Regions from separate parts of the Mus musculus genome. Here region 2 is linked to region 1. A link is a contact called in ENCODE Hi-C data. All regions are on one chromosome and are shown on one strand. The core of a region is the stretch at or near the end of the contact, and the rest is flanking DNA. Distances in the headings are between cores, read along the strand shown.

Evidence for each region. A loop is a pair of places that touch in the nucleus more often than their neighbours do.
Region 2: a map of v-Abl transformed pro-B cells shows a loop between it and region 1 (3-fold over the local background). The contact joins the enhancer-like site here to the promoter of Bcl2l15 in region 1. A Hi-C loop is called at or near these places in 3 of 37 maps with a recorded cell type or tissue (T-helper 17 cell and v-Abl transformed pro-B cells).

What each region holds. Positions count from the first base shown.
Region 1 is chr3:103,829,697-103,835,763 of GRCm38, reverse strand. Bcl2l15 (BCLl2-like 15) reads right to left here and starts at 3,068. Exons shown (of 4, transcript NM_001142959.1): 1 at 2,797-3,068; 2 at 2,287-2,408. The coding sequence starts at 2,932.
Region 2 is chr3:104,438,963-104,445,663 of GRCm38, reverse strand. No RefSeq gene overlaps it. Among named protein-coding and RNA genes, the nearest start is that of Gm38412, 33 kb to the right of the region's middle. Within about 2 kb of position 3,668, at least 1 of the 3 ENCODE cell types and tissues checked has a DNase peak (open chromatin) inside an H3K27ac peak, as active enhancers do.

The DNA of each region.
Region 1 (6,067 bases), core at 1,819-4,318:
GGATTGCTCCATGATTAGGAAATGCATAACAAAGTCTTATGTTAAATAACAATAAAACGTCTTTTCTTCTTTTTCCCCTCTCAAATAAACTGGTACAACAGCTGTTAGATGGGGTCAAGGTGGATCTTTGAGGCATAAAGGGGCCCAGTCCTGTCAGAGCAGAAGGTTAAGTCCTAAAACTTACTTAATGTGTGTGTGTCTGTGCATGCGCACGCATGCCATAGTGCGTATGTGTTAGTCAGAGGACAGCTTACAGGAGGTAATTCTTTCCTTTCACATGTGTATCCTGAGGGCTGAACTCAAGCTCACAGCAGTCAGCAGTCTACTCACTGGCCCTCGAGTTTTTAAGTATTAAAACTGAAAGAAACCACAGTTCCCTGGAGAATAACTGATTCCCAGCTAGTGTAAGGTCTTCTGCTAGAAAGTGAGCAAATTGGAAACATGACAAACAGACACAGTTCTTTCAACAAGACAGGACAAACTCAAGTTTGTTCATGGATATTAAAGATTTCCCATAATCTTCAAATGTCAAGGCCATAAAATATAAGAAAAGACTAAGGGACCAATACAGACCAAAGGAGACTAGGATACCTAACTAAATGCCACCCATGAAACTGGCCTAGGTATTTTTGGCTTTGGGTATAATATAAATTATATTGTTGGGATAAGTGACAAAAATTGAGTGAACAGTAAGGATTCAGTACTACTGTGTCACTGTTCATTTCTTACTTGAAGGAAATATAAAAGCATTGCAGAGTAAGGAACTGTCCTGTTAACTATTCTCAAATGTCTGGAGAAGTTCTCTATACCATATTTCCAACTTGAGTTTGAAATTGTTTCAAATGTCTTTCTCCATCCAGGGTTGTTGGTTTGTTATTGTGTTGGGGTTGTTGTTGTTGTTGTTGTCCAAAATATAGAAGAAAAAAGTAGACCCAACTCTTAGCCACTTATGGCAGCCTCAAGGCCAGTAGCTAGAAGTAAGCTTCTGTCTGAATGTGAGGCAGACACATCCGCTAAACTGTCCACTGGGAAGAATAAAGTGTGCTTGTAAGTAAGTCTGGGCTCAAAACCTAGCTTCAACATTTTTTGTTGTTGTTGTTGCTGTTGTTGTTAAGATTTATTTATTGTATGTGAGTACACTGTAGCTGTAGTCAGTCGCACTAGAAGAGGGTGTCAGATCTCATTACGGATGGTTGTGAGCCACCATGTGGATGCTTGGGATTTGAACTCAGGACCTTCAGAAGAGCAGTCAGTGCTCTTAACCGCTGAGCCATCTCTCCAGTCCTATCTTCAACATTTATAGAGTATGTTTCTTACTTGTTTCCTTATGACTTTATTTCTTTTATGTTCTTAAATGGTATGGAATCAGGAAGTACACCCTGCAGGCCTACTGTGTGTAAGGCACGATTCAAAATTAGTGAATACTGCTGGGAAGAGAGCAGGCTTGATATTTGCGTATGGTCTCATATGCTGATTCAGAGATTCTAGGAGTAGCAGTTTCTATAATGATTTACACACAAGTATAATGATTAAACAATGAAATAATGGCAAGTAATAAGTACTTGCTGCTGTTGATATAATCAGCAACATCTGCTGGAAGATGGTTTTATTATCTTCAGGCTAATACAAAGTCCAAGTGCTATTGCCAGTAATCAGAGTTCTGATGAGAAGCCAGCAAGCTCCTTTAAGAGGTTAACTCTAATTGCATCAGATTTCTAAACTATGCAATATTTCTGAATCTTACTGCTAGACCCTGGGATAAGGGGAAGAGCCCACTCCCAACAAAATTAAGCACTAAAAATATGAATAATGGAATAAAGATACTAGCCACACTAGCCTGGTGACCCGAGTTCAATCTCTTAAACCTACACAAAGGTGGAAAGGGAGAATTCCACAATATTGTCCTCTGGCTTCCACAGACATGCAGTGGCACATGTGTCCCCCTCCCCACATCATACAGTAATAGTAATAATTAATAATAACAAATATACATAAAAGATTATTTTCAAAGAATAGTTAACTATGAACATGATCTATGCACACAAAGGGCAGCTCTGATAAAGATGAGTTCCTTCTATAGTACTGGGTTTTTATTAATGTCTGAAGAATTAGCAATCACATTTCCCTCTATAGCTTCTTGAACAAACATATACCTCCAAATCCTCACAGAATATTTCTATTTTTAGTATACAGAAACAGGGAAGGAAGGAAGGAAGGAAGGAGGGAGGAAATTAAAGCTTGAAATAGAATAGAACAGCAAACAACATTAAAAAGCAAAAATCTGACCTGTCCTCCAATGGTTACCGCAATGATATTATTGGCAGAAGCTTCCAGCTCTCCATTGAACTGATCACCCAGTATTCGAAGGCGGCCAACAATGATAGCCACATCAAAAGAGTAATCCTCTCCTAAGACAGGGAAAACATGTTCACCATGTTGAAGGAACGGAAAGTCTCCTGAATCCCAGCAAAACAGAAATGTTCTATAGTTGGTCCCCCCCCACCCCCCACCCCACCCCCCACCCCCGAGAGAGAGGGTTTCTCTAGGTACCCCTTGCTGTCTACTCACTCTGTAGACCAGGCTAGCCTCTGCTACTTTTGCAATTCTTTTAAACAGTTTTGTCATTGTCTATTCTCAGTAGTAGCAGTCATATAATCTTCTCTATTGAGAAGATCCTTTATTTCAAATGTTGCTAAAAGTTTAGGACTCGCTTTTTAAAGCTTGAGAGGAACTAGAGGAAGCAGACTCTGGTTCTATTACCCACCTGTAATCACCACCTCAGATTAGGAGCCTTACCTGAGCATGGTTCATCTGCACCCGATAGGTTCCGGTTAGCAGCGTGGGATAGTGGGGTCCTGAAGTCTTTGAGTAGAGAATTCACGATGCATTCTGTTTGCTCCTCAAAAGTCCGAGGGTTTTTCATTTTAGACATTCTCCACAAAGCTTAGCAGGAAGTTAGAGAACCTGGCAAACCAGTTGTGGCTGCCTACCTCTTATTGCTTCCTAATTGGATATGTCCTAAAATAGTTCCCATTAACTTTCCAAATGAAACTGCTCAAAGGGGATGACAAAGACTTTGCAGTTCCTTATCTCAGAACCACACCCTTGCCAGTATGTAAGAGTAATGGATAGCTCTTACAGATAAACTATCTATAGCTGAAATAAACTGAAGAGGTAAGTTGAGCAATTGTAATGAATTGAAGAAGGTTCTCTTGAGTAATTTAAGAAATACTTCCTGCTAGGTTCTGTAACTGATGTAATTTCAAGGGAGGTGAGATACCAGAGGTCAACTTCTGACTTGGGCATCCCTTTGGCACAATTAGACAAATTATTTACTGAACATTTGTATGTAGAAGACTATACTTGGCACTATAGACAACACAGAAAATGACACAGGCATGGCTCCTTGTGAAGTGTACATTTCAGCAGAAATGGCAGCTACTGACAAATCACAGAGCTTCTTGTGCCCTTGAGATACGGTGGATGAGGAGAGGACAAAAGCCAATAGGCTGGGGAAGCTGCCTTACAGTAGTGACATCTGAGGCTAGGGATTTATTAGGCAAAACTAACATAAAATAAAATAAGTAAAGGACTAAGACTCGTGGAAGGCTGGCAAAGATAAAGGCCAGGACAGTGGAGGAAAAACCCTGGTTGGGCATTTGAGTAATTAAAGTAACAAGATATTTCAAAGGGAAATTATACAAATTAAGATAACACTATCTGAAATGATCTGACAATGTCTGGTATGTGGCAAATGGTAAATATCCTTTGTTTAGCTCAAAGCTTAGTAATCAGGAAACCGTGATTCATTCTTTAACAAGAAGTTTGTCCTGAAGTATTAAACTTCATTATTGTTTTTAGGAGAACTCAGGCTTGAACACTCGCCTGCAGTGGCTGCCTGATCTACAGAGTGAGTTCCAGAACAGCCAGGGCTGCACAGAGAAACCCTGTCTCAAAAACACAGAAAATAAGATTTGAAAATATTTCTCTTTTGCCCAGATTCCCATTCCTTCAAGCACAGCGGTGCCCTATTCTCAAATCTGGGCTTGGCTTCATTAATAAGGCAGCCTCTAGCTGGAGAGACTTTGTGGTCTGGGTCTCAGATACATCATTCTAACCTACCAGCAAACCTAACACCCACATTTCTCTTTTCCAGTAAAATAAACAGCTTCAATTGTAACAGTAAGAAATTCAAGCATCAACAGTAGGTCAGTTATTCAGAATGGGATTTCTATCCTGCAACATAGTCAGAAGCAATATTCTATTTTCTGCCCATTCTAAATGAATGAATGAATGAACAAAAGAACAAATATAGACAGACAGATAGACGGATGCCACACCCACTCGAGTGAAGTCTGCGTGACAGGCCTGAAGGCTTGGACGCCTGAAGGCTTGGACGCCGTCCTGAGGCAAAGAGTTTCACGGAAACTCAGGCTCCTGGAACCTTGGCAGGAATGCTCCAAACCTGTCCCTGCATTAGTCAGTGAATGGGTCTGTGTATGTTCTTTCAGTATTTTATTATAGGTGCCTCCAAGAAATGATTTTACTAAAACCTAAATCAGGTTGAACTCTACTGTCTGGCCTTCACCAATGTCCTAGGCAGTCCTTTAGCTGACCCTGGGCTTGGAATTTTTTAAGAATGATATTCATCCAGAGGAAATGCCCCAGTGCTGACAGTCAGTAATCAGGCATCTCAGTTTGCCAGATCAGAGCTAGTATTCTCAGGGCTAGTTCAAAATAGTAAACTTAGAATTCTCATTGCAGACATGAATGGCAGCCTACATTACATAATAGTAGAAGGGTTGTGGTTTTAGGAGGAACTGAAGTATTGTATTATTCATGAAAGGGTTAGTAGGACGGAATTCCCCTGCTGCATATTTTTCACTAGGCCCAGAGGAATATGTTATTCCTCTGGTATTAGGTATTTACTAAGGGACCCCTGGTGGTGGGTTTAACAATAGACTAGCATTGCATCAGACCATTCATCTGATCTTAGATAGGGCTGTTCCTATCTCAGATACATTGCCTGGCTCCCACCATCTTTTTATGTATGCATTTTCTTTGTTTTGTGTAAAGAACCATTATACATCTCGATGTACCTTGGCTGTTGTATCACTTAGCTTTCTTGTTTTTCTTCTGTATTCTAAGTCTGGTGCTCGATTTGAGAAATTCCATTCAGATACAACACTCCCTTTTGTTCGAGTCTGTTTGTCACCTCTTCGTCGACTCCTGCCCACCTGTACGGGGACTCTGATTCTCCCTCGGAGTGAGGAGCCAACTGAGGTCAGTCCACGGCAGATAGGTAGATAGATTAAAAACAAACAAACAAACAAACAAAACAACACCCTTTAGAATGGCCAAGATCCAGAATGGAGCACCACCTAATGCTGCAGAGGGTGTAAAGTGACAGGACTCTCATTACTCTTTGTGGGAGTGTGAAATAGTACAGACACTTTGAGAGAGTTTGTCAGTTTCTTTATGAAAAAACAACAACAACAACAACAAAAAACAACAACAAAAGAAAGCTATAGTATTTGTATTACCATACAATACAGAAGTTGCATTCCCTGGCTTTAATCTAAAATGAAAAATTATGTACAAACAAAAACTTGTTTGTGGATGTTTATGAAAGCTTTGCTTATTTTTGAGGTAGGTTCTCATGTAGCCTGGGCTGGCCTCTAAGATACTATGTAACCAACAATTACCTTACTCTTTTATCCTACCTTCTCTACTTCCCCAAATGCCAGAATTGTGTCTACCACCATCTCTGGTTTATTGGTGGGAAGCCACCCAGAATTTCACACAGACTATGCAACTGAGTTACACTCCCATCCATGTTGATGGAAGTTTCAGTGGAAGGATGGATAAATCAGCCTCAATACATCCAGACAATGATTCAGCCTTAAAATGATGAGCAGATTAGTCACGAAAAGAAAGGAGGAATTTAGCTGGGCAGTGGTGGTGCACGCCTTTAATCCCAGCACTTGGGAGGCAGAGACAGGCGGATTTCTGTAGCCTGGTCTACAGAGTGAGTTCTAGGACAGCCAAGGCTACACAGAAAAACCTT
Region 2 (6,701 bases), core at 2,419-4,918, 610 kb before region 1:
CCTCAATTTAGGGAGGCCTCTCAGCTGGCTCTGCTTATTGCTTTCCATGGTCCAGGAAAGAAAAATGATCAGTTGGTCACTTTCTTTAAAGTCCTCTCGTGTCCGAGTTATACATGATCTAAGACTAGCTATTGAAATGATTAATACAAGTGATAGAAAAATGTAGGATCAGCCTAGATTTTTTTTTGAGCCCCTGAAGGCAATGTATAGTTTTGTGAAAGCACTGACTTGTTTACTCTCTCTGCAAACCCTAATGTGTCTTCCCTTATGCTTTCCCTACCCTTCCCTTGGCCCTCTGAAAGGGCATTTGAGCAAAAGCACAAAAAGATTCCAAGGGCTCCAATTTGCCATCCTTGGTGGGAGTCCTAAGACACCACCCACTTGCTGTGAGACAGCTGGTGAGTACCCGGAAGTCCTGCCTGGTCAGCTGGGCCCTTCATTTACCACATGACTTTTAAAAGTAAGCAGCTGGCTCAAGTCCGACTTAGCAAGTTGCAGAAGCTTAAGTGAGTCCCTTTGGTTTTGGGTACCTGTGTTCCAGATTTGCAGGATGCACATAAGCATGCCTGGCTTTCTCTAGAGTGGGCTACATCAGCTAATGCAGATAACAAATGGAGCACCACACTCAGCACAGCCACCCATGCATTACAGGCTTTCAAAGTGGAGCGTCTCCCCCTCCTCCCTCTCCTGTCTGCACAGCTCTGGGTGGAGAATGGGGAAGGTTGGTTTTCTAGGGCTAGCCCTGGAGATTTGGGTTCCTAGTTGGATTTGGCTTGGAAACAAGACACTCTTCAAGAAATAAAGAGTGCACTGGCCCACGAGTCAGTGGGACTGAGGTTCTGACATAGACCCACATACTGCGATCTTGGTAAGCTGTTGACTGGAGAGTCTGGGTGGCACCCTTGATATTTAAGAAGCAGGCACGCATCCTGACTTAGGAACCCTTTCAGCTTTGGAGTCCTATAGATCGTCTCAAGCACACTGAGCCATTCTCAACTTAGTCTCTAATGTCCTTGTCCCGTCTAATGTTTTGTCCTGTCCTCCCTCCTCCTCCCAGTTTTTTCCAGTGGTTCTTAACTCCCTGGAAAGGCTCTTTTAAAGAACAATAATTACAAATGCACATATGGAATTTTAAAGAGGACAGAGATCTCAGCTGCTTTAAATGAGGATATGGGAAGTGAAGGGTTGAGACTTTTTGAGCCCTCTACAAAATGCAATGTGTGTTGAGACTACCAGTGGGCATCATTTCTGACTGAAGATCCTCTTTAGCCCAGACATTCCCCTATGTAGTCCAGCCCCCATGACTGCATATGAACTCCCGCAGTGCTCCGTGGCAAACTGAACTGCTTCTCAGAATATTCTCTTCAGTACGTAGCATGCTGGCTTTGTTCCAAGGTGGCATCTTGGAAGACCACAGATATTCTGGAGCCAGAATGCTTGAGTTCACATCATGGCTACTGGTATTTTAGGCTAAATTACTAAATTTCTTTTAACCTTTGTTTTCTTTTCTGCAGGACAGTAATGATAACCCTCATTCTACAAGGTCACTGTGGACACCAATGAACTCATTTCTACTAGGATAGCAAACACATTGGCATTTTGTTGGTTTGTTTGTGTGTTTGTCTAGTAGGATCTTAGCAGTCCAGGTTGCCTTGCATTCACAATTTTCCCTCCTCAGGCTTACAATCATGTGCTACTATACCCTAGCTCAGCTTTTGTAAGTCTAATTTTGGAGGGGAGAGGGTTCGTGGATAAATGACATTGTTTTCTTTGTGTTCTTCACCCAACCAGTAGGCTACATGTTGTTCCCCAGGTGGGTGGGTGACCGTTTTATCTTATAATAAGTTCAACCATGACTCTTGTTGGAACTGTTGGTCTGGAGAGTAACAGCAGCGACTGCATTAAGATGTGGGCACCTTTGTGGGCACCCAGGCACTGCATACTGCTGCTCTGATAACCAGAGCTTGCCTTGGTTCATGGCTTGTTCTCTGGTTGTGCTTGGGTATCACCCATCTGTATGCCTTCTTTGAGAACTGTCTGCCCAGTCGGTTAGCTTGTTTTCTGCTGGGTGATCTGTTTTCCTGGTGTTTAATTTGCCCAGTTCTGTATATATAAAGATGTGTAGCAGGCAAAGATTTTCTTACCATTCTCTAGGCGCTGGTGCTTGTTTTCTTTGCTGGACAGGAACGTCTTAGTTTCCTATACGTCTAGTTGTTGGTTGTTGGCAATGTGTGCTGTACAGTTGGAGCACTGTTGAGAAAGTTTCTTCTATGCCTGTGTCCTGAAGTGTTTTGCTTCAGGTCTGGCTCTAAGATCCACTTTGAGTTGATTTTGCACAGGGTTGGAGACGGGGGTCTTAGTCTTTCCTCTCCTTGTGGAAATCGTTTTCTCAGCACAGGTGTTTAGAGGTCTCTTTCCTCCAGTGTATGTTTTTGATACCTTTGTCCAAAGATAGAGAACTGTAGCTTTGTGGGGTGACTTCTGGGACCTCTGTTTGAGCCCCTTGATTGCCAGGGCCACTTTTTGAGCTAGTAACATGCTGTTTTTGTTACCATGATGCTGTAATATGGTTTGATATGGAATATTCCTGATAACTCTAGCATTTTCCACTTTCTGATAAGGATTTGCTTGAGATGTCAGGGTCTTTTGTCCTTGTAGGAAGCTAAACTGCTGGCCTACCAAAAGAATAAGTATAAAATTCTGAAAAAGAAAGCCCCCCCTTTCTCTGTGTTGTTTTGCTTGCTTGGTTACTTGCCTCCCTACCCAAAACAAAAAACAAACAAAACAAAACAAAAAAAAAAACCAAAAAACAAAAAAGGCAAAACAAGACAAAACCTTTCTCAGTTTGGAAGCCTGGTCCCCTTTTCTTTATGTTGAATACTCCCTATTTCCTGGGTCCATCTAGCTTAGAATTTCTTCAGGCTAAAATAACTTGGAGCTCAATTTAAACAATTATTTTTGTAGTCCCCGCCCCCCCCCCCCCCCCAGCCCCCAGCTACTTGTTGAGTAATCCAGGGTGTGTGTTCATGCCCAGGGCCAGGCAGCTGATTAAAAAACCTCTGCAGCATCCCAGGCTCTCCCGAGAAGGGGCCGGCTCACTGCCAAGCTCTCTACACAAGTTAGTCTAACCTGAATTTTGCAGTAGGGGGATGAAGAGGTTGGAATCCGAGATGCAGGGCAAACTGCAGTTTTCCCCTCACGTGTGCTCTTCAGATCCAGATATTAGAATTTAAGAAAGGCAGTGACAAGATCACTGTGGCTCTAATCCTGTCCCTTTAAGAAGCCTGTCATTTAACTCTTGAATACCCCATCAGCAATAGATAAAGGGCGGGTGAAGAAACTGTTGAGGCTCTTTCAAAAGGCGCCTTTTTGTTCCAAGGCATCTTCTTGTTTCCTTCTGTGGAGGCTCTACTACACAGCGGTTTGAACGAGAACTGGCCTCCAGGTGGCGCTTCAGCACAGAGAATGGCGGCAGAGGGCGCTACCCAGGCCACCATTGCTCAGGGATACCCTTACGTAAGGGGATTCACAGGAAATCCGGCTTCTCCGGTTGCACAATGGCGAGAGGCCTGGCCTTTGTCATGGCTCAGGCTGTAACTCAAAATCTGTACGGGGCGGTGCATGGCTCAAAAGTTCTAGAACGCTGCCAGGATGAAGCCCAGGGCAGCTTGGCCTGTTGGGAGGGAGAGGCCAGAGCTCCAGGCTTTGTCCTCGGAGGCCGGAGTCTTGTTCTGGGCTCCTAGCCCAGGATGAGCTCGCAGCTTGGCCCTCAGAGGTCTTCATTTTGATCCAAGGCTGCAGTCTTGCCCGTGTCCTCTCTCTTCCTTGAATCGTTTCCCTTCCCCCTCCTCTTCTCACCCTCTCTCCACACCCCATTCTCACCTTATGCTTTTTTACAAATTGATTGTCCTGTGTGATCTCATTTGCAGCTCCCACTTCCAGGGTAAAGGAGCAGGTTTGGGGCCATCCCTCAGTCCACGGAGAAGGTCCCTCCCATGCTTGTCACCACTAGCAAATACTGAGCGGCTTGGGCAAACATTGAATTCAACTTGGTGGTTCGAGAGCTTGGCACTGAGGAGTGCTCAGAACCATTTCCAGCATGAAGAAATATTTACAGACGGAAGCTGGGTGGAAGAGCAGTGTGTCCCAGGACTGCATTCTAGAGGTCAGGACCCCAGATACTAGAGCCACCGCGAAGCACTAGTTACAGCAGTTAATGTCTAAAGGGAGAAGAACAGCGGCACGCAGAAACCCGGGGACCCAGTCTCGGTGCTTGGCAGACACTATGAAACTTCTCCAGGTTCGGCCCTGGAGTACCTGTCTATAAGGGGACAAGTGACAATATGGTCGAAACAGAATGAATGGTGTGTATGAGAGCTCGTTTAAAGCATGGGGTGGATAGGCATTCTGACTTATCAAAAGCCGCCTTTCCTCACTGAGAATGCCCTGGGGCAGGGAGTGTCCTTGTAGCTTTTACCTATTCTGCCCCCATTGGATATCCGGCCAGCCCTTTCCTTGGTTTTTGTTTGAATGTGCGTGCTTCAGGCATTTGGGACTTGAGGCAGACTGACTAACTCGGTTCCAGTCCCAACTCTACCTTTTACTTGCTGGCTGGTGCTGCATGGGTCATTTAGCCCCTTTATGCCTGCTTCATATCTGTTTGAGTGGTAATATGATAACAACAGTATTAACTACAATTTTAGGAGCTGATACACAGACAAATGTGTGTGTGCGCGCAGGCGACCACTGAGGCCCCTCCCCATGTCTCAGCTGTCTCTCTCTAGTTATCCTGTACTGGAGAACTGGTTTGGTTCACACTGGGGTGGGTGTGGGGGGGTCTCATCAAAATTGTGTAAGATTCCCTCAGATCAGCTGCCAGACTCTTGGCTCTCTCCCATTCAGTTACAACGTTCTCATGGTCTAAGTGAGAGAGGAAACCACTAGAAACAGATGGGTTTTGTGTTGTTTTTCTGACAGAGGCACTGGCATCTTCATCTTCAGCCTCTCCAGGGGTCCAGCGGAGTTACTATAGTGTATGGCAGTTGTTCCGTACAAACTCGAGGCAGACAGGAAGGAAGGGACCTTGCGGATGATCACACTAATTAGTACAGAGTAGGTTATCTGGACAAGAGCCTGTGGAATGCAGAGCTATCCCTTAAGTCTTCTGACTAAGCATGGAAATCACCAAGGAAATGTGATCAGCCTGCAACAGAAAGGGGTGGGTAGGAGAGAAGAAACCATAGCTTCGTGCTATCAGCCAGAAGCATCGTTTTCCATCGCTCAGGGTTCCATCGCTCAGGCCAGGTTGAAAACCTTGCCTCTGTTCAGGGTCTCCAGTTGCTGCCTGCCCAGGAGTCATGTTCTGTGGAGGAGTTCATCATTTGTTTCATAGCCTCTTAGGTACCTTTCCTTATGGCTCAAGACCAGCCGGCTCACTGGGTCTATGTGCAGGACTGAGGAGGAGAAAACAGAGCTGGAGAGAACGGGCTTCAGAATGCTCTCCCCACCCCACCCCACCCCCGTCCTGGTTTATATAGCTCAGGTGGGTGGGGAACTTGCTATGTAGCTCAAGATGACCTTGACCTGATCTTCCCGCCTTCACTTCCCAGTACTGAGATTCTAGCTCTGCAGGCTCCACACTTGTTTTATGTGGTGCTGAGGATCGAACCCAGGACATTGTGCATGTTAGTTAGGCCAGCACTCTTACCAACTGAGCCACTTTCAGCCCTTTAGGGTAGGTGCTTTTGTTTTGTTTTGGTTTGGTTTGGTTTTTGTTTTTGTTTGGTTTTTGTGTTGTTGTTGTTTTGTTTTGAGACAGAATTTCTCTGTGTAACAAAGCCCTGGCTGTCCTGGAACTTGCTCTGTAGACCAGGCTGGTCTCAAACTGAAACCCACCTTCCTCTACCTCCCATGTGCTGGGATTAAAGGCATGCGCCACCACAAGTAAGTTTTAATAGAAACTTTTCTGACTGTAGCTGTCTTATTCCAATTCTCATGCCAAATAAGACTTCCAAGAGAAGCAGGGTGGTGGCCGTGGTTGTTGGTTGGGCATTCCTTCCTTCAATCCCAGCACTCGCTCAGGAGGCAGAGGCCTGTGCATCTCTATGATTTCCAGGCCAGCCTGGTCTACAGAGCGAGTTCCAGGCCAGCCAGGGCTACACAGAGAAACCCTGTCTTAATAAAAAAAAAGAAGGAGAAGAAGAAGAAGAAGAAGAAGAAGAAGAAGAAGAAGAAGAAGAAGAAGAAGAAGAAGAAGAAGAAGAAGAGGAGGAGGAGGAGGAGGAGGAGGAGGAGGAGGAGGAGGAGGAGGAGGAGGAGGAGGAGGAGGAGGAGGAAGAGGAGGAGGAGGAGGAGGAGGAGGAGGAGGAGGAAGAAAAGGAAAAAATAAATCTATAATAGCCCACCCACAGCCGGGATTGTGCAGCCGGAAAGGATCAGAGTAGACAGAATGTAACTGGATGCTACTCTAGTTTAGGGTTCCACAAGGGAGAGGAAATTCAAACTCTTGGTGCTTGCCTAGTAAACACATTAGCTATTAACCAGCTGGGTCACTGATGGTAAGCAGGAAAGGATGTCTCAGGCACCTGCGCACTCTGACTGATGGACATAACCTTGTGTTGAGAAGAATTCTGAGTGTGCCTGTCACTTGACCACTTGACACCCAGGGGCAAGTGCTCTGACAGCCATGCTTACCACAGGTG